Regions from separate parts of the Homo sapiens genome. Here all the other regions are linked to region 1. A link is a contact called in ENCODE Hi-C or POLR2A ChIA-PET data. All regions are on one chromosome and are shown on one strand. The core of a region is the stretch at or near the end of the contact, and the rest is flanking DNA. Distances in the headings are between cores, read along the strand shown.

Region 1 (2,634 bases), core at 74-2,573:
ACAAACAAAAACTGTCTCACTGATTTAGTATCTAAAAGAAATGTAGCCGTATACTAGTTTTTAAAAAGGGGAGGGGTGTTGCTAAAAATAGTTTAAGAGAATGACTACTCTAAAGGTACCCATTAACACAAACGAATGTCGATTATGGATTCTTATGTAATTACTAAAGCAATTCCACACAAGAACATCCCATAAGCAATGTTTGTTTGTTTGTTTTCCTAATAACTGAAGCATGCACAAAAAGTTTTAACATGAATATTTCAAATTAGCCCATAAAGTGGATTTTGGATCGTGACCGTGGACCAAAGAGCTCTTCTCTCAAACAGGAAGAATCTCCTAGCTATTCTTAGTCAAAAGAAGCCGCTCTCTCTACTCCTAGGCTTATTCTGAGTGCAGACTTACTAATTTCCCCTCTTTCCCACTCTCCTGCACAAGGATCCTCAACTTCTCCAACATTTGAAAACAAACATACAAACTCATCTCTCGCTGGAAGTCGTCTTCTGGATCAACAGCTTTCTGGTCCTTGTTCTGAGGTGCTGGCGCCTCAGATCCACCGATCTCCGGTACCGGACCCAGTGTCACATCGAGCCTTTCAACCCATTCCAGATCCCGCTTGAATTCTGCCAAACATTGCTTCAGGCCATTCTAGGAAATCCAGACACTGAGCTCACAAGAAGGGAACTCTGAGTTTGTCTTTCCCAAGCACAGGCTGTTAGGCGAAGGGACAAAGTGCTAATCCCCAATACCCAGACAGGTAATTGACCCTCTTGGCGAGGCGCAGGGTGCATCTTTCCTGGGACAAGAATCGGTCTCCCAAGCCCAACAGCGCCTGAAGCGCATCCCATGTCCGAGTACCCCCGACCCTGTGCCCACGCTCACCACGTCGTTCACGGCCTTCTTCGGCCCCTCTAGCACGACATTGAGGCCTGGCTTCAGAAGCCCTCGGGAAAACGCATCCTGCAACTGCAGGACACAATCACGGTCACTCCCAGGGGTGTAAGGCCCCCTCTCCCACGCCCAGCCCCACGAGCTCGGCTGACACCTACCTCTCTGTCTGTGACAAGGGATTCATCGGATTCCGACTCCGAATCCGAGAGCGGGGGAGTGTCCATCTCGCCGCACGCACGTCCCACACCTACAGGAAGAAACGGGGTATCCCGAGACCCAAGCGGCTAGCAGAGGGCGGCCCTGGCCGCTGCTGCCTGCCTTCAGCCCCCTACTCCCACGCCGTGGCTCCACGTGCCACCGAATCGCTCCAGCGCCAGCAACTCACAGCTACTGCTCAACTTTTGATTGGGACTTCCGCTTCCGGCGGCAAACCATACTTCCGGTTTGTCGTTGCTATAGGAACCGCTACGGCGTTTGAAAGTGTCCGGGTTGCTTAGGATCCCTACAGGTAGCGCCTCTGGATACATGCGTGGTCTGCTGACCCAGAGAGAAACGAAAGGTGGGAGGGGGTACCTGGGGGTCGCCAGAAGGAGCTGGTAGCAGTGAGGGTACAAAGGAAAAGGCAGAAAAAGGAGCCGCGGGGGTGGGGTGGCGCGGAGGAGGACCCCGGGGGAGGGGAAAGGGGAGGGACAAGGGGAGGGGAAAGGGGAGGGACAAGGGGAGGAGAAAGGGGAGAGACAAGGGGAGGAGCAAAGGGCGGGGAGGGCGAGTCCGGGCCGGGGGCGGGGTCGGAGCGGGGCGGTGCTCTCCACTCTGAAGCGCTGCCTTGGTCTTCAGCAGAACTGTTTGGCGGGAGATCATGTCAGCCGTGGTAGCTCAGACGCTGCATGTTTTTGGTCTTCGATCCCACGTGGCCAACAATATCTTCTACTTCGATGAACAGATCATTATATTTCCTTCAGGAAATCACTGTGTGAAGTACAATGTGGATCAGAAATGGCAAAAATTCATTCCAGGTAAAACTTTTTCCATCCTGACATATACAGGAATGGTATGTGCCACATATAACCCCATAATCCCAGCATGATGATTGGAAAGAAAGATTTTGGCCAATTTGAATATATATGCAGTATTATAAATGTAGAGGAAATAAATGGCGACTTGTATTATGAAACTAGATTAATCAGTCACGCATATGTAGTTAAAATCACATATAAAATGTTAATTTAAAAGTACTTTTTTCACTGTAATTTCATGAAAATATGTTAAGAACCCCTCTTTTGGTGTCTTCAATATCACTGCCTTTGTCATCACCAGAGCCACTTTTTGAGTTGTCTAACAGTTTTCCTGAGCACACCACCTTCATTATATCACCGTTTGAATCCAAGTATGATGAAGACACTGTAAACTTTATCCCAAGTCGCAAATAACCATTTGTATAGCATTACAGCCCTTATTTTTGTTCACAGTGGTCCTGTTAATGATATTCATTATTTCAACAACCGAATCCATTTTCCCATTCTTTGTTGCATTGACACCTTTTATTGTGACATATACATACAAAAGAATGTACCCTACATATATGTCATATTTAAAGAATTACAATAGAATGTAGATCTGTGAACCCAGCCACCCAGCATAGGAAACAGAATATTACCAGTTCTAGTGCTTCTCCCTGTATTCTGTGTCTTGCTGCATCAGTTCAATGTCATGCTTTTGAGATTCACACATCTCGATACATATAGC
Region 2 (2,634 bases), core at 65-2,564, 860 kb after region 1:
GGGCAGGGGCGCGGTCGGTCTGGGAGCAGCGGCACCGCCCGCAGCGTCCCGGTTCCTCGAAGTGGGGCGCGTCCGCTTTAATCGGGGAGAGAGATGTGGGGGCACGGGCGTTACATCAGCCGCCACGTGTGGGCCTAAGCTGGCGTGGAGGCGGCGGCCCCGCCCCCGGCCCCTGCGGTGGAAAAGTACCGGGGCGCCGAGGTCCCCGCCCCACGGCCCCGCCCCCGGGCCGGCACCGGCCCCTCCCGGCCCTCCGGGCAAGCCCCACTCTCCCGCCCGGCCCGGCCCCGCCGCCTGCTCGAGATCTGCAGTGGCTGCCGGGTGCGGAGCGCCGGCCGGGGGTGGGCTCTCCAGGGCTGCTAGGCCCCTGCCCTCACCTGCGGCCGCCCGGCCCCGCCCTAGGTGTGCCGGTAATGAGGGTTGGGGTGGGGAGGGCACGGATTCTTCCCAGGGTAGCAACCCCCAGAGAACTCCCGGCTCGCTCGCAGTCCCTTCCCAAAGCCGCGGCCAGAGCGCGGACAAAGAGAGGCTGAGTGCGCCAGGACTCTCCCGCGCGGCTTCCCGGGTCCCGCGGGCGCACGGGCACTGGAACCGGCACCGGGAGGGCAGATAGGGAGGCAGGCCGGCTGGAGGGGCCAGATAGGCAGCCAGGCTGGCGGGCGCTGAGAGGCGATGGAGCGAGCGGGAGCCCGCACGCTGGGTGCAGGCACGGCCGACTGTCGACCCCTGCAGGCCCCCAGAGCGCAGAACCACTGGCTCCTCGGACGGACAGTGCCACGCTCTGGCTCCGGCGCTACCCGCACAGCCTGCGCCCGCCGCCCCCGATCGAACCGGCGTCTGGCGCCCCCCCGCCACCCCACGCAGGAGCTCCCCCCACTTCCCTCTCCCTCCCGCTTCAGCTCCTTGGTGACAGCGGTGACACCCAGACGCGCGCACCTACCCCGATCTTTGCGGCGAGACAGACATCCCGGTGCGTGCACCCACACTCTTACCCACAGATGCCCGCATACATGCGCGATCACACACACACACACACACACACACACACACGCACACGCTGGTCCTGGGGCTCAGCCCCGCGGAGCCGCCGAACACTCAGACCGACGGCAGGACAGACGGAGGCGCGGGCCCCAGCGTCCCTTCCCCCAGCCCCCTTACCATGCTGCAGCCCCCGGCCCAGGCGTGCTGGGTCCGCACCGCGGTGCGCCCAGGTGGCTTTCTTAAAGGGAAAGTTGCATCAGCCTCCCGAGGCTCTGTGCCGCGCCGAGTTCGCCCGCCCCGCCGCGCCGCTCGCAGCTCTTCCACAGCCTGTTGTGTTTTGGTTTCGGGGAGGCGGGGGCTAAGAGTTTGGTGAAAGTTTGAAGAGTGGAGAAGGCTTGGGAGATCTAGCCAAGTCCCTCCCCTACCCGAACGGCTCCCCTGGCCGTCCTCCCCTCTCCATCCCATCCCCTCCTCCCGTGCCGACTTCTCAGGCTCCTCCTCCCAGGGAATAAAATTACAAGTCTCTCCAGCTTTCAGATGATTGATCCCCACGAACCCCTGGGAGTGAGCGCCACAAAGGAGTCCCCTTCTCCGCCCCTGCCTCGCTGCCCTCCAGCTGGGGCCCTTGAGCAAGCAGATGTGGGCCCCTTCGGGCTAGGCTGGAATGAAGCCAGAAGGCCTGGGGCACTATGGGGGGCTGAGGCTGGAGTTAGCCCTCCAGGCCCCTGGCCTTCTGCGCCTGCGTTTCCCCTAGAGAGAAGTCAGAGCAAATTCCATTCCCTTTGGAGCAGAGCCGCTAGAGACTGTGGGCATTGCTGGGTAAGGCCTAGGTCCTACTCCTTGGAACTGGAGGGCTCGGGGTAGCCCTTTCTCAAATTTCCCTCCTGGACCACCGGCTTGGTCAGCTCTACTTTTGAGGTGGTGTTACAGGGGCTGCAGACACCAACCTGGGATCCCTCCTCCTTCCATGGTGAGACAGACCTGGGTTACAATCTCAGCTAAAAAAGAGTCTTTGCCAAAAGGAGCATGGTGAGCCTCGGTTTCCTCCTCTGTGAAACAGAGAGAAGGGGCTAAGGAAATGCATGTGTGTGTATATAAAGCCCATTGCTCCAGGCTGCCTCTGGGGAGTGGTGGCTGGCATTTGGAATGAGCCTCCCACATTTGCATACCTTGTGAGAGCCACCACCTTTCATGGAGAGTGGCCAGTTAGTTCTGTCAGAGGAACTGGTTTTTGCCCCAACCTGAGTAGGGCATCTGCTCAGGGAAGGGGCCCAGCCCACAGAGGCAATTTCTACTTTGGACCCTGAGTCCTCACCATTTTCTGGCCAGGAAACAGTTTAATTTTTTTCCTTGGGACAGTCAGCCTCCAAGAAGCGAGTGCACACATGCCAAACTCACGTGAAACCAATTGTTGAGTGAGATTCCAGTTTATTAATTTATCAGAGGCACTGAACAAGATAACAGGCATCAAGCCCAGGCATTCCCTGAAATGCGAGCTCTCTCAGGCCACACGCGGTCCATTCCACAAACCTTCCTCAGAGCCAAAGTACAAAGACAGCTCTCTGTTGTCTCCTATTCACATTGGACTCCTGATCAGATCTGGGAAGACACCTTAGTCTTATCAGCGAGATTATTTTCACTTTTACTTTGTCC
Region 3 (2,634 bases), core at 95-2,594, 840 kb before region 1:
TGACATCACGCTTTTTCACTGGGAAACAAAATAGAAGGAAGAAAACACACACAAATAAATCTCAGAAAAAGACCAAAAAGGTGCCCACCAATCTCTAACTCCTTCAGGAATTAGAGTGAATGGCTCTAACTCATTCAGGAATCCAACCAGGGACAACACAGACGTGGAATGCACCAACACGGAATAGTAAAACCTTTGCTAACCAGACACACAAAAAGTAAAACAGAGAAATGAAAACTATACACCTGAATGCATCGGTAGCAAGCGCTTATTCTCTATAATTAAGCAACAGAGAAAAGAATAAGAGCAGCTAATGGAAGAGGAAAAAAGATGTTAATGAAACTAAGCCCTGTTATGTCCCCTACTGGCCTCAATTTCAGAGTACAACTCTCGATTCTTCATCTAACCAACAGCCGGCCTCGGCAAAGCAAACTGACCCTAACACCTTCCACGCCACCCGGAGGAAATCACAGAGGAAAAACCATCCCGTTAACCTCCCTCCTCACCAGCTGCAAAAATGGAGCTGGGAGGGGGGGCGGGAGACACTCTACCACGTGGGCAGGATGCAACACACACAGGACAGCAACACGTCCGCATGGAACGGCTGCCTTTGCCCTAATCCCAGCAAAGGACACAGACACAGGATGGGCGGGAACGCAAGCACCCTCGCATGGGCCTCCTCTCCCCAAAGGGCCACTCCAAGGCGTGAGGTACAGCCCGCCCTGCCGGCAGAAAAGCGCCCCCAAGCTTAAAGGGAAGAAGCCGCAGAGTGCCGGGGTCGGGGGCTAGCCCAGGCCAAGGGACAGGTCATGGAGGGAAGGAGACGGTCGCTGCCCTCGGACTAGGCGCCCCCGGGATCCACGTCTGGTTCCCCGGTGCCCCGCCTGGGGGAGGGGCGGGAGACGCGAAGCCGCTGCTTCCCAGCTGAGGGGCAGCAGCAGCTGAGAAGCGCCGCGGGGGAGGGAAGGACCCAGCCCTCGGCGTCCGCCAGGCCCCAGCCGGGGCCCAGGCCCCCTGCCCCACCCGCCGCCCACCCCGCAACGCGGCTGCGGCTGGAAGAGAGAGGGCGTCTCGCGGAGGACAGCCCCTGCCTCCGTCCCGGGAGATGCCACAGCCCCGCCTCCTCGCCCGCCGCCCAGGCCCGGCCGCCCTGGCGGGGGGCACTTACCTCAGGCTGCGCAGGCCGGGACGGCCCGGCCGAGCCCCCGGCCGCTCCGTGCGTCTCCGCCCCCCCGGGAAAGGTCCCAACGGTGCCTACTGCGAGCGGTCGAGGCCCCGAGCAGCCCCGAGAGCGGCGGCGGCAGCAAGAGCAGCCAACATCCGGGGCCGCGCACCCGGAACTACTTCCCGACCCGCATCCCCCGCCCGCCCTCGCCGCCACCGCCTCCTGCGGCGTCGCTGCGCCGCCGGCCCGGCGTCAGCGGCGTCAAGTCCCTGCGCGGTCACGGTCGCTTCGACGCACGCAGGATCCCTCCGCTGGGACAAGTAGTGCCCTGAGACTCCCGAGGCTCTGCATCGGCGCAGCCGGTGTCATCTAGCGGCCGGCAGTTCCGAGCGACTTGGGGTCCTTGTGCCTCGGAGTGGCGTCTGGGAGCAAAGGCGGCGGAGGCAACCCCGCAGTTGAGGACAGTAGGGATCGGTGGCTTTGGACCCTGCCCACGGATACCTGGGGCCCCATGCCCCGAAGGAATGGTGCCTTCTGCCCTCCCCCGCCCCCCAACATCCGCCACCTCACCGAAGCGCCCGGCACCTTAGCCTCCTCTCCAGGAAAGCGGACGCCTTTTCCGACCTGGCACACCGCGGATTCCGGGACCCCCAACAAAGGCGCCTTGGACCTTCAGGACACCCCTCTTTTCAGAACTTCATGAGTCCCAGGTGCTAGACTCATGTCTGCGGAGGCCTTTCCCGTGCCTGGTCTTTCTTTCTTTCTTAAAGGAGTTGGACCTCTAAAGGCCCTTCTAATTCTCAAGGTAGCTACCCAGGTTATGGTACTACTATCAGTAGGTGGAGCGTTTAGAAGGGTAGTTTGGTCGACGAGTGAACTTTGGAATTTACTTCTACGTCAGTCTTCACTGATTCTTTCTCTAAACTATTAGCACTGATAATCTGCCCTATAATTTCACACTTAATTACATTCCAGTGTAGTATTTGCTGTTGCTTCATTCGCGTTAGTCACATATTCCCCTGCAGCGCCAAACACGCTTTTGAACTCACAATGGGTGGCTCAATATTTGGAGACTTAGATATTTGTTAGATGAATACTAGGCTGATTGGATGAGAGGAAAAGGAGAGGCATGAGTGAATTGGCCCTGGGTACTTTTTTGACATAGTCTCAAAGGGTTCAGATAAAGACCTCCAGCAGATCTGAGCACACAATTCCTTCAGTAAACATTGAACACCTGCCGTTTGGTCAAGCATTTCTAGGCACTGGAGATTCAAAGTATTCACATATTCCTTTTCTTTATAAGACTAGCAAGATTCTGAAGATTCATGTACTCATTCACTCAACAAATATTTGCCAATCACTACTAAGGTTGCCAGACACTATTTTAGTGCTTGGGATGTATCAGTAAACAGAAGAGAGAGAGAAAACAAATACCCTTCCCTGTTGGAGCTTTCATTCTAATATAAGGA
Region 4 (2,634 bases), core at 68-2,567, 800 kb after region 1:
TCTCCTTGTGGGTGATGGGGAACTCGTTACTCCCACATTCATCCCACTCCTTCCCTGTTCAATAGATCCGGGTTTGATGCTGGTTGTGCCACAGAATTAGTGTCTTATTACACAAGTAGTCTCTTTGAACCTCAGTTTCCGTATCTGACAGAGGTATGTAAGGAGGGCATTTCAAGTGATGTTGCATGTGGGGGTGTTTGCATATAAGTAAACATGGGGAGTAGAGGGGATGTGAGGGGCTGGAGGGTAGAGGTCTATGTGGTATGCACTGGGGGTATTGCTGGGAAGCAGCAGTGTTTGAGGATGGCTGGAGCTGTGCAGAGCATCTCCTGTGACTTGAGGATGTGCCAGTCATGTCCTTGGTACCACTCGGGATAATTCTTACTCCAAAGACTGTAAACACTAAAAATGAAGTGCCTAATGTACAGTAAGTGCTCAGTATTTGGCTGATTAAATAGCAAATGCTTTCACTGCATGCGATATCCAAAGAACTACTTTGTAAAGTTTTGTATATAAATTAATTAGACCCTCACAACAATCTTATTAAGAGGTACTATTGTCACAACTCCCCATTCTTCAGATAAGGAAATGGGCATAGGGACATTCCTAAGATACTCAGTAGCAAGTGACCAAGCACAATATTCAAACCCGAGCCGGTCGGCACCAAGTTTAAAATTATGCAGTGTAGCCGGGCACGGTGGCTCACGTCTGTACTCTCAGCATTTTGGGAGGCCGAGATGAGTGGATTGCTTGAGTTCAGGAGTTTGTGACCAGTCTGAGCAACATGGCAAAAACCTGTCTCTACAAAAAATACAAAAATTAGCTGGATGTGGTGGTGCGCCTGTAGCCCCAACTACTCAAGAGGCAGAGGTGGGAGGATGGCTTCAGTCCAGGAGGTGAAGGTTGTGGAGATCGCGCCACTGCACTCCAGTCCAAGCAACATAGCGAGACCTTGTCAAAAAAAAAAAAAAATGAATGAATGAAAGAATTATGCAGTGATACTGCCCAGAGGATAGAGTGCACGTGAAATGCTTAACAGTGAAGTCGGTGTTCCTGATGGCCGCGGGTCGGCTGAACCGGACTCCCAGCGCCCGAGAGGAGGCCAGGGGAACTACAATGCCCACAAGGCTCCGCGCCTTCCTCGATGTACTTCCGGCTGGCCTGGGACTCAGGCTGAACATTGGTTCTCTGTGCGGGGCGGTGGCGGGGATTGGAGGGCGGGAGCTGTGCTGACTTAGGATTGGCAAAATCGCTATCAGCCACGCCTCTAAAACCCGGAAGTAACCTCCCCGGTAGTCCCACGTGTAGCGGAGAAACAGTAGTTAGGATGGCTGAAGGGGATACTCACCGGCTGAAGGCCGACTGTGATTCCCCCTACCCCCACAAGGCGATTTTGACCCCCTGAGGGCTGCTCTAGAGGACTCAGGCCCCGAAGCTGTCCCAGGGAGGTCCCCGCTGCATCCCACCACCCAAGCTGTGCCTCATGGAGTCGATGTTTAGCAGCCCTGCCGAGGCGGCGCTGCAGCGAGAGACCGGGGTGCCAGGACTGCTTACTCCTCTTCCGGACCTGGACGGAGTGTACGAGCTGGAGCGAGTCGCTGGATTTGTCCGCGACCTGGGGTGTGAACGAGTGAGGACAGACTTAGGGAAGGGTGGCTCGCCTCTGTCGGGATGGGTCGCCCAGAGGATCCGGATCTTGGGGGATTTTGTGAGGGCGAGAGGGTGGGGGAATCAGTCTGTCCGCAGCGCGTTGACCATCCCTCCCTTCCACCTACTACGTGGGGCAGAGTGCCCCTCTGGGACCAGGGGCTTTGAAGGTTGAGTGGGAGCTCCTGGAAGATTGCTTTAAAGAAGCCCTCAGTGGGAGAGAGGCTGTCCCTGACTCCATGGTTTATGCTTATAGGTTGCCTTGCAGTTCCCTGACCAGCTATTGGGAGATGCTGTGGCTGTGGCTGCACGACTGGAGGAGACGACAGGGTCAAAGATGTTCATTCTGGGTGACACAGCCTACGGCAGGTGTGAACTTGGCCTTAGGTGGGCCAGGCCTGGGGATCCGGGGCTCATGGGGTTTTACGTCTATGACAGTGATTGCCTTCAATGGTGGTGTTTCTCCTTGATGATAATGGTAATGACTCCCCTTCTGATGCTAGCTCCTTTCATTGACAATGTCTTCCTTTAATGAAACCATTTTATTCACTGACCACATTTCCCAGTGATGACAGCAACTCGCCTCCAGAAGAGAACCCATTTCTCTGATGCTATCTTCCCTGCAGCTGCTGCGTGGATGTGCTGGGTGCTGAGCAAGCTGGAGCTCAGGCTCTCATACATTTTGGCCCTGCCTGCTTAAGCCCTCCAGCCCGCCCACTGCCCGTTGCCTTCGTGCTTCGTCAACGTTCTGTGGCCTTGGAGCTCTGTGTCAAGGCCTTTGAGGCCCAGAACCCAGACCCCAAAGCGCCTGTGGTGCTGCTGAGTGAGCCGGCCTGTGCCCATGCCCTGGGTAAGGGGTTTTGCCTGTGTATGCACAAAGGGTGAGCCAACTGCTTTATGCCTTAATTTCCCCATTTCCATATACCATCCATAGAACTCTTGATATGGGCTTGGCCCCAGCCTACTGGGTCATATTTAGTCTCCTGG
Region 5 (2,634 bases), core at 81-2,580, 540 kb after region 1:
AGTTCAGCTGCTCTGGATGCTTCCTTGTGTCCCTGGGGGTTGAGAGGTGGTTGCTACTTGGTATCTCATTGTGGAGAAAGGGAGGTGCAGGAGGTGATCTTTTCTATGTCAGCTCCCTCCTGGGGCCCAGGGAGGGAAGTTGGCCTTTTTTTTTCTTTGCCCACACTCCACTTGGGGATTCCCAGGGGATGTAGCAAGGGAGGCTGGGCAGAACCAGGCCTTAGTGGATTGGTGAGAGAACACTAATCCATACATCTTTGGAAGAGAGGAACACTTCACCAGCCTTTTTACACAGGATCCCTACCTTTCTCGATGACCCCACTGCCTCCAGGGGTGGGCGCTGGGTTTAATCCCAGCAGTTTTTACTCAACAGCTGACCAGTTTTCCAGAAACTGCACTTTTTTTTTTTGGTCAACCTAATAACTCTTAGGAAACTGCAACTCAGGTGATCCAAATCACACAGACCGGCCCGTTCTCTCCCCTACTGGCTGCCTATGCAGTCGGGTCGACCTCAAGAGAACTGGCCCCAGCCAAAAGCGGCACCTCCCGGCCTGCCAGTCCCTTCCTGCCTTAGGCAGCTCCTCCCAGAAGCCTTTTTGTAGGGCAAACTGCCTTCCCTTTGTAAGGTAGGGCCTTTGGATCCAAGGTTGCAGTTTAAAGACCACCCCGACTTTGTTGAGGAATTAAGTTTTAAATTCCGCCCCAGGCGGATAACACCAGGGCTCAGCCGCAGGAATGAAAAAGGAGTGGGAGGGCTGCAAAGTGTACGTGGGGCTTGGAGGCCTTGTGCCACGCGCGGACTAAAAATGTTCTACGAGTCTCTTAACGCTCACCCCCGTGCCCCCTTACCCACCAGGGCCCACGGAGGTCCGAAGCTTTCGGCCTCAGTGAGCGGAATGGGTGCGCTCACGACCTGGAGGGCGAGATGAGATGTCCCTCGGCGTGAAGTGGCCGTGACTACCCTAGCACTTTGCGTTCCCCGCGCGGGCGACGAAACACGCTCTCGAGGGGAGAGAGCCGTGCGTCCTCTGGGCCGTGAAGCCAGGGGAAGAGGGTTCCTCTAGACAGCTCGATGTGCCCGGGAGAGACACCCACGCTGAACCTGCAAGCTGGGGTGCTCCACCAGCGCGAACCTCTCGCCCCGCACTCGCCGCAGCACTGCTCTCGTGGTAGGCGGGGTGGGCGGGACGGCAAATCCGCGGCTCCTGCGTCTATTGGGCTGCTCGGGGCAGCGCAGCTCCGCATTGGCCAGGCCCTCGCTCCGCCCGGCTTCCGCGAGCCCATTGGTCGCAGGCGCCCGACCGGGTCGCGGCCGCGCGCTCCGCCCGCCGCTGCGTCCCCACTATGGCGGCGCCCATGCAGCCCAGCGCGTTGTGGGCTCCCGCCGGGGTCCCCCGCGGCTGTCGCCGCCGCCTACGCCGCTGCCTCCGCCTTCCTGCCCCGCGTCGGGCCGGGCGCCACCTCCCCCCTGCCTCCCTCTCCGCTGTGGTAAGGGCCTGCCCAGTGCGCTTCGGGGCGCGATGGCTGACCGCGAATAACGGTCGCCGCTCCGCCCCGCCCCTCCCCCGCCGGCCGCGGGTCCCGGGCTGGGCGGGGCGCGGAGCCCGCGCGCTAGTGCCCGGGAAGGCGGGGTCGGGGCACGGCCCAGTCGTCCTTCGGGCTGGGGGCCCAGTACCTGGATGACCTCTCCTGGGTGGGGGCCGCCGAGCCTGGGGGAAAGGCCGGCCGGACGCAGGCCAGGAGGTCTGAGATCATCTCCGTGTGAAACCCCGCAGCGCTGCGCACCTTGGCGCAGAGCACGGACACCGTCATTCGGGCCCTGCTGTGGGAAAAGGAAAGAAAAGTCCAGGGAGCGCCTGAGCGGGAATCGGCAGCGTTTGGGTAGCGGTTGTCATTGCTTACTGCTCTAGCGGGGGCCAGAACTGGGGTCAGTTTGATCGGCAAAGTACGCCTCTCTTGCTTCCTTTCCTTCTGGCACTTTCCCCCGTTGTGTCCTCGGTGCTTTTGCTTGCAAGAGAAAATATCTTAGTGAGGAGGGCAGGTTTGGTTAGGAGAGTGTCCCATGAACATTTTGGATTCCTTTTTACAACAATGTCCATTTTTATGATTCCTCAGTAAGCCTCATTTATGTTTCCTTCACGTATGAGGAAGGAGTGAAACCTGATAACTGAATGTAATTAATTGAGGGAAGGACCAGTGAAGGCGGCTATTACCTCAGAAAGTAAAATACTCAAACTTTTCAGTGGATGTACTGTGAATTATAGATAGCTGGACATTAAGGTAGGAAAAAACTCTTATTAGGTTACTAAAAGTAAGATAGTCCCCATGACAAATTAGGTTGTTTCTAAGGCAGAATTATCTTGTAGAGATGATCACTGAAATGTTTGGTGTACTTTCAAGTCAACAGAGGATTAAAAGGAAGCTGGCACAGAAATTTATAGCCAAATGATACTTTCAAATAATCTCTTAAGGCAATACAGCTCCTCCTATGATTAGAGATTCTTAAGGATATTTTGAGATATTAAGTGGTGAATCTCTCCATTTCGCGTGTCTAACTGTCTAACCATGGTTTAATAAAAATAAAATGTTAACGATGAAACAAGACATTCATGTTCTCAGAGACTAACAGACTTT
Region 6 (2,634 bases), core at 100-2,599, 510 kb before region 1:
GAGACACACTGTATTTTTATATGTAATCCTTGCTTTCTCAGACAACAGAGCTAGAAAGATGATCATAGGAACTAGGAAATAATAACTATTTTATTAAATGCATGCTGTTATATTGAATGAGCCTTGCCCAAGGTCCCCTTCTTTCACTAAATTCATTGCATCTATTATTTATTGAATACCTACTATATGCTATTCAGTAGGCGACATTGCAGCTACAGCTGCGAATAGGACCAGGAGAGTCTCTACTTTCATGGAGTTTATATGCTATCAGGGAGGAAGATTATGTGTGTGTGGCAGGAAATGAGGTGTAGACACATACCATACGAAGATAATGTGGAAGTGGGGGTGGCATGAAGAAAACAAACCAGTGATCTGAATGACCAAGGGCTACTTTAGATTAGGTCTAATGTTGCCTCTCAGGAGGTAACATCTGGGGTGAGCCCTGAACTACAAGGAGCATTACTTCCCACACGCATACCCCAACCAACCCCCACAATCCCCCGCCAACCCACATTAAGTTCTGGAAGGAATATTTCAGACAGAAGTAACAGCTATTACAAAGCCCTAAAGAGAGGAGGGATCTCAGTGACCTGGAGGAACAGACAGGTCAGAGCACAGTAACTAAGGGCAAGTGGTACAAGATGAGGTCAGGTACGTGATAGCCAGATAAATGCACTGTAGGGCTTCGTATGCACGGAATTGGATTTTATTCTAAATATGGGAAGCCAGGAGTTATTTTTAAAATAAATAGGAAGCACAAGAGTTATTTTAAAAATAAAAAATAAAAAACTCTAGTTGCTTTATGGGAAATGAATTGGAAATGACAAAACTGGTAGCTTTTGTGGCAGAACAAACATTATCTATTGTCCTGACTTAGAGGAAGGGATATTTACTTAGCAAGCCTGTACGTGCCAAGCTGTTCTAAACGCTGAGGATGAACAAACCAGAGTTCCTGCCTTCACGGTGTTCACACTAGCGGGCAGAAGACAGACAGCACGTGTGGCGGTGCAGAGGGCTTGGCTGCAAGAGCCGATAAGGAGGACCCTGGCGACTGCCTAGTCCAAAAGTCCTAGCTAGAGCAAGATCAACTTGTACTGCCCTTAGTACAGCCACGTGAGTGGGGTGACCATTGACCTTAACCAAAAAGATGTCAAGGCTTTCCTCCTCCTCACTCCCGCGTCCCCAGTGCCAGGCAGAGTCTCTCAGCTAGACCCTAGCAGTCTCAGCACACACCGCACGGGGCGACAGCTTCCGGGGGCGGAGCCTGGTCTCGCTCCACGTCTACCGCGCCTGCTCCCCGGACGAAATCCGCGGACCGGGCTTTAGGTTCGCCGGAATCCCACGCTCCCGACTTCTGCTTCCGGGTCGGAGCCATGGCGGTGGCAAATTCAAGTCCTGTTAACCCCGTGGTGTTCTTTGATGTCAGTATTGGCGGTCAGGTGAGATCCAGGAGGCTGCCCACACCTGCGCCGAAGGGAAACTGCTCGGGGCTAGGCAGGCAGAACTCACCCAGAGAGAGCGGACTCGGGAAGCCAGCCAGAAAGTGAAATTGCACCCGAACCTACCGACCTGCCGGGCGGGGGGAAAGGAGGAGGAGGAGTCTCCCCAATCCTAGCGCCCCGCTTCTGGAGGAACTGGGCGGTTAGACTAGGGAGGCGGAGGTGGGAGATACCGAGCGGCAGGGTGGTGGGTCAGCCCATCATGCCCCCTGCTCCGTGAAGCCCTCATGGTCTTGGACTGGGCCTTCTGACACTCTCCCGCTGATTGCAGGAAGTTGGCCGCATGAAGATCGAGCTCTTTGCAGACGTTGTGCCTAAGACGGCCGAGAACTTTAGGTAAGGACGTGCTCCAGCTCCGCTGGATTAGCTGAGGCAGAAGTCGGGCTCCAGTCAGCCGCCTGAAATAGCCTGTCTACCTCTGTCCGTCCGCTCACTGCTCTTGAGACCTGATTCCTCCATGCATTGCTCTGTCTGGTTGCCGTTTGGATTGTTCCCGTGTTAATTTACGTTGTTAGTCTGTGTGACTGCGTGTCTGGACGTCTGGCTGGCCGATTGGTGGACTTGCTGGCTCCAGTGTTTATTCTTTCCCGTATTTAGAGGCGCTCACGACTGTGACATCATAGTGATTGAATCATTCATTTTTTGTCCCTTTCAGGCAGTTCTGCACCGGAGAATTCAGGTCAGTTTCAGATGTGTTTGACTTCTTTGCCTGCTCCAGAGGGGTGTTCTGGGGCTGCAGTGAGGGTATCGGTGAACCACCTGCTGGCCTTGAATGATTGCTGGTGACAGTGATAGAAGGTAATGCCCCAAGGGTCTGTCCCTAGTTTATTTGCCTTCTTTATGTCTGTCAACCATCTTTAGGAGAGTCCTTTTGGCTCCAGTGCATGGTAAACTGGAAAGGCCTTGTGCTACCTGCTGTCACTCCAAGTCTCTTTCTTTTCGGTTATAGGAAAGATGGGGTTCCAATAGGATACAAAGGAAGCACCTTCCACAGGTAAGGCTCTTGGCAAGCCATCCTGGAGTCTTTCAGAAATATTTCCTGGGGGATTAGGCTCTTTAGAGGAAAATAAAACCAGAGGGTAATTCTTACATTTCTTGAGAAGAAATGTTTTTGTGGACTCAACAACTGAAGATT

What was found. A loop is a pair of places that touch in the nucleus more often than their neighbours do. ChIA-PET counts read pairs that join two places held with the same protein, here RNA polymerase II (POLR2A). Pooled maps may share reads with other maps.
Region 2: a loop to region 1 is called in a map of CD8-positive, alpha-beta T cell, with 6 times the contacts of the local background. The contact joins the promoter of SLC6A9 here to the promoter of CFAP57 in region 1. A Hi-C loop is called at or near these places in 1 of 168 maps with a recorded cell type or tissue (CD8-positive, alpha-beta T cell) and 12 of 50 pooled maps. POLR2A ChIA-PET finds 5 or more read pairs at or near these places in 2 of 52 experiments (WTC11 and activated T-cell).
Region 3: a loop to region 1 is called in a map of CD14-positive monocyte, with 24 times the contacts of the local background. The contact joins the promoter of FOXJ3 here to the promoter of CFAP57 in region 1. A Hi-C loop is called at or near these places in 6 of 168 maps with a recorded cell type or tissue (CD14-positive monocyte, CD4-positive, alpha-beta T cell, CD4-positive, alpha-beta memory T cell and 2 more) and 13 of 50 pooled maps.
Region 4: a map of CD8-positive, alpha-beta T cell shows a loop between it and region 1 (14-fold over the local background). The contact joins the promoter of DPH2 here to the promoter of CFAP57 in region 1. A Hi-C loop is called at or near these places in 3 of 168 maps with a recorded cell type or tissue (CD4-positive, alpha-beta T cell, CD8-positive, alpha-beta T cell and naive thymus-derived CD4-positive, alpha-beta T cell), 1 of 37 single-sample maps with no recorded cell type and 14 of 50 pooled maps.
Region 5: a map of CD4-positive, alpha-beta memory T cell shows a loop between it and region 1 (31-fold over the local background). The contact joins the promoter of ST3GAL3 here to the promoter of CFAP57 in region 1. A Hi-C loop is called at or near these places in 3 of 168 maps with a recorded cell type or tissue (CD4-positive, alpha-beta memory T cell and naive thymus-derived CD4-positive, alpha-beta T cell), 1 of 37 single-sample maps with no recorded cell type and 16 of 50 pooled maps.
Region 6: a loop to region 1 is called in a map of CD8-positive, alpha-beta T cell, with 19 times the contacts of the local background. The contact joins the promoter of PPIH here to the promoter of CFAP57 in region 1. A Hi-C loop is called at or near these places in 5 of 168 maps with a recorded cell type or tissue (CD4-positive, alpha-beta memory T cell, CD8-positive, alpha-beta T cell and naive thymus-derived CD4-positive, alpha-beta T cell), 4 of 37 single-sample maps with no recorded cell type and 20 of 50 pooled maps. POLR2A ChIA-PET finds 5 or more read pairs at or near these places in 1 of 52 experiments (IMR-90).

The regions. Positions count from the first base shown.
Region 1 is chr1:43,171,007-43,173,640 of GRCh38, forward strand. It overlaps CFAP57 (cilia and flagella associated protein 57), which reads left to right and starts at 1,324. Exons shown (of 23, transcript NM_001378189.1): 1 at 1,324-1,447; 2 at 1,729-1,904. The coding sequence starts at 1,748. EBNA1BP2 (EBNA1 binding protein 2) reads right to left here and starts at 1,284. Exons shown (of 9, transcript NM_006824.3): 1 at 1,047-1,284; 2 at 880-963; 3 at 473-645. The coding sequence starts at 1,112. MIR6733 (microRNA 6733) reads right to left here and starts at 706; the gene lies at 646-706. RefSeq lists enhancers at 359-995, 821-1,050, 996-1,631, 1,181-1,310, 1,391-1,440 and a silencer at 1,551-1,750.
Region 2 is chr1:44,030,148-44,032,781 of GRCh38, forward strand. It overlaps SLC6A9 (solute carrier family 6 member 9), which reads right to left and starts at 1,315. Exons shown (of 14, transcript NM_001024845.3): 1 at 1,159-1,315. It overlaps LOC107984948 (a long non-coding RNA gene), which reads left to right and starts at 267. Exons shown (of 2, transcript XR_007066054.1): 1 at 267-402. It overlaps LOC124904168 (a long non-coding RNA gene), which reads right to left. Exons shown (of 4, transcript XR_007066055.1): 4 at 2,396-2,580. RefSeq lists silencers at 1-466, 787-856 and an enhancer at 449-1,045.
Region 3 is chr1:42,333,891-42,336,524 of GRCh38, forward strand. It overlaps FOXJ3 (forkhead box J3), which reads right to left and starts at 1,345. Exons shown (of 13, transcript NM_014947.5): 1 at 1,169-1,345. RefSeq lists an enhancer at 320-1,277 and a silencer at 862-1,381.
Region 4 is chr1:43,968,693-43,971,326 of GRCh38, forward strand. It overlaps DPH2 (diphthamide biosynthesis 2), which reads left to right and starts at 1,318. Exons shown (of 6, transcript NM_001384.5): 1 at 1,318-1,630; 2 at 1,904-2,016; 3 at 2,274-2,497. The coding sequence starts at 1,484. RefSeq lists enhancers at 1,349-1,628, 2,114-2,634.
Region 5 is chr1:43,706,206-43,708,839 of GRCh38, forward strand. It overlaps ST3GAL3 (ST3 beta-galactoside alpha-2,3-sialyltransferase 3), which reads left to right and starts at 1,331. Exons shown (of 12, transcript NM_006279.5): 1 at 1,331-1,488. KDM4A-AS1 (KDM4A antisense RNA 1) reads right to left here and starts at 1,136. Exons shown (of 5, transcript NR_033827.1): 1 at 854-1,136. RefSeq lists enhancers at 766-1,283, 1,009-1,088 and silencers at 1,219-1,718, 1,749-1,798.
Region 6 is chr1:42,657,074-42,659,707 of GRCh38, forward strand. It overlaps PPIH (peptidylprolyl isomerase H), which reads left to right and starts at 1,350. Exons shown (of 10, transcript NM_006347.4): 1 at 1,350-1,439; 2 at 1,771-1,835; 3 at 2,155-2,178; 4 at 2,449-2,493. The coding sequence starts at 1,374. CCDC30 (coiled-coil domain containing 30) reads left to right here. Exons shown (of 21, transcript NM_001395517.1): 21 at 1-117. All of the region lies in intron 1 of LOC124904162 (a long non-coding RNA gene), which reads right to left.